Linked DNA regions of Homo sapiens: region 2 is linked to region 1. A link is an interaction called in ENCODE POLR2A ChIA-PET data of the cell type or tissue named here. Cell type or tissue: MCF 10A. All regions are shown on one strand. Links, peaks and the distances in the headings refer to the core of each region. The heading gives the core; the rest is flanking DNA. Region 1 overlaps TRERF1 (transcriptional regulating factor 1). Region 2 has its middle 9.0 kb from the start of TRERF1.

Region 1 (5,379 bases), core at 223-5,222:
CTCGGCCTCCCAAAGTGCTGGGATTACAGGCATAAGACACTGCGCCCGGCCCTGTCTGGACAAGTTTTTACTCATCAGGAATATCTCATTGGAGAGAAACAAATGGATTAGATGACAAATATTTTCCTCATGGAAACACCAAGAGCACTGCTTCTGGAGTCAAAGATTGGGGTTCAAATCTCAACGTTCCACTGGCATAGTGAGTCCCTCCAGCAGGCCTATCTAACTTCGCTTTTGAGCCTCAATTTTGACATCTGTAAAACAGTAATAATAATACCTACTGTTCTGGGTTTCTGAGAAGATTAAACAAGAGAAGGTACAGGACACATGTGCTCCCAGGGAGGACTCGAGCAGTCTCATTGCCTGGGGTGGGGTTTCTGTTGTTTTGTTTTGACGTGGGTTACAGTTTAGACCAGGCTCAATGACTCAGGCATGATTGAGTTGGTTTGGTTATTTGTTTCCTGGACAACCTTCAGCCCTCCTTTTGTTTCAATCAGCAGAATGTTGCTCAGGGGCAGAAATTGCCAGGAGTGGACGCAGGAGGGAAGAGAGAAGGGCAGCCTGGGCCCTTTGGGATAGGGACCAATGACCTTGCTTACTCTAACATCCCCTGAAAGCACCTGTGTCCAGGGCACATTCATTTTATCCACAATGATGATCCAGAGACATCAAGGAAAGGCCATAGTTCGTTCAGTAGAATTGTTCACTGACAGCAGGAAACAGAATGCAAACATGCACATGACTGGCTCATCCTTGCAGGAAGTCCGAGAGAGAGAGGCCTACAAGTCTACACTGGTCAGTGCAATTCAAGGGGTGCAAAAGAGGGAATTGGTGTGGCCACGGGTCAGGCTGAGTTCTCTAATTTGGTGTTACTGGTAACGAAGGTGGTTTTCTACTTTCTGGGATATGGCTCTCAAGCAGTTCAAGACCCCCGAAGAGGAAATGAGACGCAATTATTTAGTGGCAATCTAAAGCTTAATTGTATCCAGTAGAATATCACTTTACCTGGTATCACCACCTAAAAAAGTTAGAAGGGGTGGGCCCTGTTAGCTGGAGTCATTTCAGTTCCTCTATGATACCAGATAAAGTGATATTCTACTTCGTTTTCTGTTTCAAGAGGGTACCCAGCTCTCCAATTCCAGAAAATTGGTAGTAACTCTGTCCGTATATACCATTTCCTTACTTTTAGTTACAGCCTTTCCTGCTTAAATGACATCCCCCTTTAAGGAACTGGGGACACACTGCCTGGAAGGGCTGTCCCAGGAAATCGGGTCTGGAGTGGCCTCTGTGGCCACATGTGCCACCTGATCTGATGGGCACATGGGCCTTCCCTGGTGGAAGCTCCTGACTCCCTCAGAGCTCATGCCAGCCTCACAGACGTGGAAAAAGAAAAAACGAGGCCAATCTAACCCTGACAGTTTGTGGGGGACACTCTCATACCCATTATTTCTCTGTGAGGCAGGCCCAGCAGGAGGTTTTATTTCCACCTTGAGATAAGCTATGGAAGCTCCGAGGGAGGAAGAGAGAGTTCCAAAGGATCACACATCCTGGTAGAAGCCAACTCAAGGGAGATGAGAACCAAAGGCGCCCGGTCCCAGGCCAAAGAGCCTCCAAAGACCACAAACCACTGCTACTAGAACGAGGCCAGAGCCTCCACATGGCTTGAGTGTTGTCCAAAAATACAAACAAGAAGACATCACTGAAGTGCAAAGAAACAAACTCCTATTTGTTTCTATTTCATCCATAAAAATGTCACAGCTTTCTCTGAATAGCTCTCATGTTGTCCTCCTTTTTCTCTCCACTCTTGGCCTCCTGGACCTGAACCAAGTCTCTCCCTCTCCTCTTAGTTCCGTGAACACAGATTATCTCCCTCTTCACGGGACAGTCACAGGAAATCTAAACATTTTCAGATGGGGTTCTTTTAAGCCCACTTCCCCTGTCCTCCACCCACCCCCCACCCTGTTGCTGTGTATTCAGGAAATGCAAACCCAATATAAAGATAACCCGGACCAAACAGAAAGAGAGATGTGCCCTGTGACCTGGTTGGGCAAATGACTTCCCCTCCTTGCACCTCAGACTCACCTTCTGCAGAATAAAGTTGGACCTGAGGAGCTCCAAGCCTCTGTTGGACGAATCCCCTGAGACCCTGCCTGGCCTGTCCCAGGACACTGAACAATCTTGGGCCAGGATATCAGGATATTGAGATACTAGGGTTTCCCACCAATGACACCTGATCCCTAAGGATCTGAGCCCTTTGGGGAAACAATGCTAGAAGTCAGGATGTCTGGATTGCAGTCTCAGTTCTGCCATCTTTTGGAAAAGAGAAGAGAGTGAGTAGGGGTAGGAATTAGGGGTAAGAAGTAGGGGTAGCTCTAGCTATAATGTAATTTTTTTTTTTTTTTTTTTGAGACGGAGTCTCGCTCTGTCTCCTGGGCTGGAGTGCAGTGGTGCAATCTCAGCTCACTGCAACCTCCGCTTCCTGGGTTCAAGCAATTCTGCCTCAGCTTCCTGAGTAGCTGGGATTACAGGCGTGCGCCACCACGCCCGGCTAATTTTTTTTTGTATTTTAGTAGAGACAGGGTTTCACCATATTGGCCAGGCTGGTCTCGAACTCCCGGTCTCATGATCCGCTCGCCTCAGCCTCCCAAAGTGCTAGGATTACAGGCATGAGCCACCGCGCCCGGCCTTAATGTTGCAATTAAAAAAAATAGAATAATGGCTATGACTGGTATAATAATATAATGAAATGTTTTTAGAAAGGTTCCACCAATGGTGAGAAGGAGCCAACGGCCAATCTCCAGGGCAGCACGTGAAGATTTGATGTAGAGCATATTTCCACCACTTTTATGTGGCTCTTTAAGCACAGGAGCTCTTGGCCTGGGGCACCTCCTGTCTCTATACCCGCAATAACCCTGGCACCCCAAACTCCTCAGATAATGTGTCCCCTGACTTCCTGGTCCTGAAAAGGGTCTCCGTCTGCATCTAGGACAATCCATTGTTGCAATGTACAGAGCTAGCTGACAAACAGAACCCAACCTGAGGTGTCATCTGATGAAGAATGTTTAATCTACCAGGTAAGCTCTCCATGGGCAAGGTCAGTTGGATGGCATTAGTAATCAACCTTGGCTCACGGCTCTGAGTAACCAGAATACAGAAGGGGCAGGAAGGATGAATCATGATCAGGACAGAGGCTGTTAATAGACTTTGAGGTTTGCTGGTGGGAACAAGGGGTGGGGTGGGGCTGGGCATTTAACTCCATGCAAACAGGCTTGGCCACTCGGCTGGGCTGGAAATGTCCAATCATCTTGGGAGACTGGGATAACAAAGAAGCCCCCTCCCTAACTCTAACAATGTCCCTGCTTAGTCCCCCTAGAAACCTTCACCCTTCTAAATATTTGAGCAATGCCTGGAAAAAGATAAGAGGTGAACTTCAAATAATTTTTTGGTGCTCCCAAGAGGCTGAACTTTTAAAGTTGCCAATCCCTGTTTTACAGAAGTGAGGTGGTAGCCCAGATGAGCTGAAGCATTAGTCAGAGAGACAGAAGCCATGTGGAAACCCATTCAAGACCTCCATGTTCATCAGCTATGAGTGGTCAAACACACTTGGGAAATCTGGTGTCAAATGTTAGCCGCAGGACTTCTGAGGGCTTTTGATAATGGGAGATGGTGCTCCAAGAGGGACCACAAAGGCCATCTGTGGGGCTTTCTAAACCCCAGTTCCTACCACTTCTACACCCAGGATGCATGAGGCTCCTTCTCCAGCAGCCTCACCTTGGCTGCCCCATAAGACCAGCTCAAATCATCATCCAGCCTCATCCAGGAAGCCCTCCCTGACCATTGAAGGGCATCGTGTTTTTCCCTCTTGGATATCCACTCTGAGTACCTAACAATCTTATGAAGATGTTTTAGACTTTATGCATTTTTTTTGGTTACAAAGTCCTCTTGTGATGAATAGACTTTAATTTTAGAGTAGTTTTAGATTCACAGCAACTTTATGCATTCTTTTATAGTACTTGCCCACTATACAAAGCCCAGAGTCACTATAAATAGCAGGCTTTGAAAAAAAGACTTGTTGCCTGATAGATATCAAATCAGGAAACGACACATGTCTAGGTGTAATATAAAGCCATTTATTACAAGAGGGCGTGAAAAGTGAAGTCTCATGCCAGCTATAAGAATAGAGCTAAAGGACATTCACGACCCTTCTCCCCCAGCCCCATCACTGCTGAAAATGTGTCCTCAGAGCAGTAATGCCATCCCTTGATCTGGGGGCCCTGCAAGGGAAACCTCCACAGTGAGTCCACGCAGCCCCAGCCCCACCACGGCACCAGGACACAGGGCACAGCTCAGCGGGAGGGCCAAGATATGGAGTGTGGAGGTCTAGGCCCCATTTTCAGAACCCCTGGTTTACATCTTCCACAAACACTGGCCAGACCAGTGCGTTCTATCTTCCCTCAGATTATTTTTAAAAACACCCCAGTTCAAAGAACATCATAAAGAGGCTGGGATTCCCACATTTACATTAGATTTCTGCCTCCATTTTAATCTCATTTTATAAACTGGCTTTGTCAATTTAAAAGCATCACCAACAAGAACACTGGCCTTGAAGTGGTCTGTTCTCAGTCATAGTTATATGAACCACCACTGACCAAGCACTGATGATATCCAAGCTCTGTGTTACAAGCTCTACAGGCATCATTTCATTAAGTCCTTGAATAGCTCTATCCACTGTCCCCATGTGACCAATGAAGAAACGGAAGCTCAGAGAGATTCAGCTGTTAAGTGGCAGAGGTAGGTTCAAACTCAGCTCTTTCTCCCTGCCCCTCAAAGCCCAAAAGCCAAACCACTGTGCTCTGTAGACTCCCCTCCAATGAAAGGCACGCCACCATGAAAAAGAAAAACCAATCGCAGGAAGGATGGGGAGAGGGGAAAAGGAAAAAGAGGCAGAGGGAAGGGAAGAAGGTGAGAAGGAGAGAGTAGCATAAGGAGGAAAGGAAGCCAAGGTCTGGATGAGAAGCCCACGGGATCTGGCTTCAGGTTCAGGAGACTTTTTGCAGAATGGGAATGAAGCAGGAGGGCTGCTGGTGACTGCCAGACAAACAAGCCACAAAATATGGAGAAGCCATTTCCTCCCTCAAGGAAGATAAACAATAGATTCATAAACAAATTGTACAAAGCTGTTCAGCTAGTTAAAACATTTTGGTAGCAACTCATATTCTTTGTGGGACTAAAGTTTGTCCTTGCCAATGGTCAACAGTTATCGTGGGGAGAGAGGAGAGGAGAGGGACATATTCTCTCCCAGCCTTTCACCTGCTAGGCCTATGGCTACACCCTCTCTGAGCTTCAGGTCACTCTTCTGTGAAGAAATAGAAATTCCTG
Region 2 (5,379 bases), core at 135-5,134, 170 kb after region 1:
ATCAGATGCACTGGGTGAAATTCTCAACTCTGCTCACGGTTCTGCCACCCAGTCCAGAACTGTGACTGACTTCCCTCGTTTTCAGTTTAGATGCTAGAACTCTCTGGCTCCTTCTAGTTGTCTAGACTGTCCACAATGCTGCTGGCTTTCCCAAGAGAAGGATCATTTCTGAGGCTACGCTGGTTATTTGCCTATCTCAGGAACAAATCAGAGCTGAATGGAAATGTATCCAGTCCATAATCAAACGAAACGTTTTAGGCCCAGTGAGCATTTGTATATTGTTCTTGGAGTAATTTTTCCATGCTCTGGATTTAAGCAGCTGGAATGATTTTTACATATGACCCCGTTTTGAAATGAAAGTTTGTCCTCTTTAAGAGAAAGTGTGCATTTTGGGGAAAAGATAAGACAATATATTTGGTAACTCTTCAAATAAGTGAACCCTTCTATAAAATACTTCCCTTTATATTAAAGGTGGAGCTTTGGGAGAGCTTCTTAAAAACTGGACAAACTGCAGGCATGGAAAAATAGACAAGAGCATGGAGGGGGAAATACCACCTCAGTTGCCTTTCTACCCACTGCTGCAGAATGAAGTCTCAGAGAGGCAACAGGACCAAATGAAGGGGATAGCACAAATCAAGTGTGTGCTTTAGGGATGAGTGATGGATATAATTCATGCAGTTGTTGAAGCAGTCCCAGTGATCCAGAGGCAGGCGAGTCGTTCACTTTCAGTGGCAAGTGAAAGCAATGAAACAATAGGGTTGTAGGGTGTTTCTCAAACCCTTGTTTCTTTGCCATCCTTGAATCTGCAACAACCAAAGCAATGAAAACAAAAACAGAAAATTGAGGCACAGGAGGGTTTATGGAACTCCCATTTGAAACCAACAAGGCAGCATAATTTATTGTAGTAACTTCAACCCTCAATTCTGTTAAGGATGGTATTGAGAGAGCTGGCCTTACTCAAGACCAGAGGCCTAACTGATATTTGTTTAGTAATACTAAGAGATTGCTATCTAGGGTAAGTTTCTAGCCAGAGAGAAAAATAGGTTCCAGGATATGAGAAGGTTCTCAGCTTAAGCCATATATTTTTTAATTAGCCTATTTAGTAGATTCTGTATCCAATACAAAAAACTAGAAGTGATCAACTGGTTTGGGTAACTCCTAAAACTTCCTGCACCTGCCCAGGAGGCGTGCTTGGGAGTCACACATTTCAGCTGTGGCAATAGTAGGTGGCATGCAAGGGCTATGGTGGCCCACAATAGTTCCCAGCTTCAAGTTAGTCCCAAATGAGTGGCTTTAGCTGTGAGGGTGAGGAAAAGAGAGAATTAGTTAATTTCCTATTGCAGATGCAAATCTACTAAAGTTTTAAATTGCACAGTGAGTATAGATTACAGCTAGTTTTCCAGATTCCCTAATGGAGCCACAATTCTTTTTAAGTGGGAGAGAGAACACATGAGACCTTGTATCAGAAAGAATTCTGGCAGGAAACAGGTGGTATTCTCAATAGATAACTGCAGATCATTTAAGGTAAGTAGTATTTACAATACAGTGCAGGCAGGACCGAGCTCCATGGGTGTGCAACCTGTGCAACTAGACCTCAAAATTAGAGGGGCCACACACTAGTTTAATGCTTTGCAATCCCCATCTTTAAATTCTTTGGAATTTTTAAAATGTATATAGAAATGGAAGAGTCTAGTTATGTTGCCCTGGCTCATCTTGAGCTGCTGGCCTCAAGCAGTCCTCCTGCCTCGGCCTCCTGAAGTGCTGGGATTACAAGCATGAACCACTCCGGCCGACCTTTGTAATTTTTGAACAAAGGACCCTGCATTGCACCGGCCCCACAAATTACGTGTGTGCAGGATTAAGGGAAACCAGCAAGGGGTGGTATAGCACCAAAGGACCAAAACCAATATGGAGCCTTTACCATTCCTAGTTCAGAAACAGCAAGAAAAAAAATATCTGCAATGGAGTGAAAGTGATTGCTGAAGTTGTGGCCACAGGTGTAGCTGTAAGAGAGGCCCACCTAAAAGGAGCTGTGGCCTTCAGTAGAAGAACACAACCACAGCCAATTCATAGCCTGCAGAGAGGGAGGTGGATAAATACGTATCCCAAATTATTTCTCTTCCTACCCTCTGATCTGTTTGTGCCTCCCACGGCTGAACCTGACAGGAAGCCAGAGGGTATGGGAGCCCACTGATGGAATCGATGGAGGTCAGCCTTCCAGGGCCTAGGGTACAGTAGAGAAAGGTAGCAAGTAGGTCTATAAAGAGCAATCAGAGAAGATCCAGCCCAGAACTTGTACCTAAAAATTTCAGGATCATGGTTAAGAGTAAATAAAATACAAATAAACAAATTTCAGTAAAGAACTTTACATTGTAATGATTTTTAAAGGACAGTCATTCGGCATGTATCATGCACGGGATTTTATACATTTTTAAAGGAAAAACGAGATTAAGAATTTCAAGAAAAGAGGCTTGGGTGTTTGAAAGGGTCATCACTAATGAAAAGAAAAGGCTGGGATTTCAAAATTTTTTAAACATTCCAGGCCCCGAAGCCACATTTTGCAAACAGCCCATTCCCCTTGATCCTCACTTCCCTCACCCTGAGGCCACCATCACAATACAAAATGCTTTCACAGGCACAGCATCCCAAGATTTGCAAGGGCCACTTGGGCAATAGCAGCTGAATAGAATATATTCCAACAAAGAGGATTTTGGTTCAATTATATATTTATTGATACCTTTTACATAGGAGGAGCATTGAAAAGGTGGTGTAATGGGAATACATTATGCTAACTTGTAACCATTCTGACTACTGAATTCCTCAGCACATTATTAGACTATCCAGTTCACTTTCAAAAAAACAGCGTGGCTCTGATTCATTTGGATTCCACTCATAGTTCCTAGCTCAGAAATGGGCAGAGCTAGATTCACTCTTTATGATTTCCCTGAAAAATAAAGATTTTTCTACAAACATAAACAAGATTCCAGAGACACAACCTTCTTTTTCAAATTGAGGTAAAATATACAGAACACAAACTTAGCCATTTTAAAGTGTATGATTAAGTGGCATTTTGTACATTCACAATCTTGTGTAGCCATCACCTCTATCTAGTTCCAAAATATTTGTATCATCCTGAAGGGAAACTTTACACATAAAGCAGTTAATCCTCATTTCTTCTCCTCAGCCCCTGGAAACCACTAATCTGCCTCTGTCTCTGGATTTACCTATTCAGGATAGATAGATTAGATAGATAGATAGATAGATAGATAGATAGATAGATAGATAGATAGATAGATAGATATAGTAGTAGTTGTTGTTGCCCAGGCTGGAGTGCAATGGCATGATCTCGGCTCACTGCAACCTCTGCCTTCCAGGTTCAAGTGATTCTCCTGCCTCAGCCTCCCAAGTAGCTGGGGTTACAGGCCCCCACCACTACCATGGCCGGCTAATTTTTGTATTTTTAGTAGAGACAGGGTTTCACCATGTTAGCCAGGCTGGTCTCGAACTCCAGACTCGGTCTCAAAAAAAAAAAAAGTCACAGAAAACTTTCTGGAAGAGCTAACCACTTGCATTAAACTGAAGTGAATAAAATACCTAGCTTATAAGTTTCCCATAATATTAAACAGAGTAAAATTTAAAATCTCAATTACTTGTATACCCCGTGTACACTGACATAAATTATCTATAAAGTACTATTTTTTATAAAGGCACTGGAAACAAAGTCATTGGTCATTGGTTTTCTATCATGATGTTTAATATCACGATGTTTAATATCACGATGTAAAATCCTTGCTTTAAGGATTGTAAGAATTAAACTAGCTGGTGCGGTGGCTCACACCTGTAATCCCAGCACTTTGGGAGGCTGAGGCGGCAGATCACAAGGTCAGGAGATCGAGACCATCCTGGCTAACACGGTGAAACCCTGTCTCTACTAAAAATACAAAAAAATTAGCAGGGCTTGGTGGCAGGTGCCTGTAGTCCCAGCTACTTGGGAGGCTGAGGCAGGAGAATGGTGTGAACCTGGGAAGCAGAGGTTGCAGTGAGCCGAGATTGCACCACTGCACTCCAGCCCGGGCTACAGAGCGAGACTCCATCTCAAAAAAAAAAAAAAAAACTAGGCCCGGCGCAGCGGATCACTTGAGGTCAGGAGTTCAAGACCAGCCTGGCCAACATGGTGAAACCCCGTCTCTACTAAAAAAATACAAAAATTACTTGGGCATGGTGGTGGGCGGCTGTAATCCCAGCTACCTGGAGGTTGAGGCAGGAGAATCTCTTGAACCCAGGAGGCGGAGGTTTTGCAGTGAGCCGAGATTGTGCCACTGCACTCCAGCCTGGGCGACAGAGTGAGAGTCTGCCTCAAAAAAAAAAAAAAAAAAAAAAAGAAGGAAAGACAGAGAGAGAGAGAGAAAGCGAGAAAGAATGAAAGAAAGGGAGAAAGAAAGAGAGAGAGGAGAGAAAGAGAAAAGAAAAGAAAGAAAAAAGAAAAGAAAAGTATTAAACTAACAAGATGTTTTCCTGATTTTTAATTTGGTTGTTTTCCTGCTATTGAGCTTTGAGGAGTTTTTCTAGGTACAACTCCTTTGCACATGCAATTTGCAAATATTTTCCCTTAGTCTACAGTTTCATTCTCTTAACGGTGTATTTCACAAAGCCAAAGCTTTTAATTTTAATAAAATCCAATTTGTTACTTTCCCATTTTATGGGTTGTACTTTTTTTTTTTTTTTTTTTTGAGACGGAGTCTCCCTCTGTTGCCCAGGCTGGAGTGCAGTGGCGCGATTTCAGCTCACTGCAACCTCTGCCTTCCGGGTTCACGCCATTCTCCTGCCTCAGCCTCCCGAGTAGCTGGGACTACAGGCGCCTGCCACCACGCTCGGCTAATTTTTAGTATTTTTAGTAGTGTCAGGGTTTCACCGTGTTAGCCAGGATGGTCTCGATCTCCTGACCTCATGATGCACCTGCCTCGGCCTCCCAAAGTGCTGGGATTACAGGCATGAGCCACCGCGCCCGGCCAGGTTGTACTTTTGATGTTAGGTCTAAGAACACTCCCTAATCCCAAATCATGTACATTTCTACTGTTTTCTTCTAAAAGTTGTATAGTTTTACATTTTATTTTTACATCTATGATGCATTTTTGAGTTAATTTTTATATAAGGTGTGAGATTGAGATGAAACTTTTTTGTTTTTAATTTTGTTGTTATTGTTGTTGTTGTTATGTGTTCGTTTGTTTGTTTTTGAGACAGGGTCTTATTCTGTCACCCAGGCTAGAGTGCACTGGCACAATCTCGGCTCACTCCAGCCTTGACCTCCCAGGTTCAAGTGATCCTCCCACCTCAGCCTCCCAAGTAGCTGGGGCTACAGGCATGCACTACCACTCCTGG

What was found. ChIA-PET counts read pairs that join two places held together with the same protein. Peaks named below come from ENCODE experiments on the same cell type or tissue, not always from the same donor. Only the 100,000 strongest peaks of a DNase experiment are listed, where the experiment ranks them.
Region 2: POLR2A ChIA-PET joins it to region 1 with 5 read pairs; 10 of 35 experiments call an interaction of 5 or more read pairs at or near these places.

The regions. Positions count from the first base shown.
Region 1 is chr6:42,291,794-42,297,172 of GRCh38, forward strand. All of the region lies in intron 4 of TRERF1 (transcriptional regulating factor 1), which reads right to left. Among named protein-coding and RNA genes, the nearest start is that of MRPS10, 77 kb to the left of the region's middle. In MCF 10A, for the core only: no CTCF peak of the experiment used is centred there; DNase peaks (open chromatin) are centred at 418 and 3,148.
Region 2 is chr6:42,458,222-42,463,600 of GRCh38, forward strand. No RefSeq gene overlaps it. Among named protein-coding and RNA genes, the nearest start is that of TRERF1, 9.0 kb to the left of the region's middle. In MCF 10A, for the core only: no CTCF peak of the experiment used is centred there; no DNase peak of the experiment used is centred there.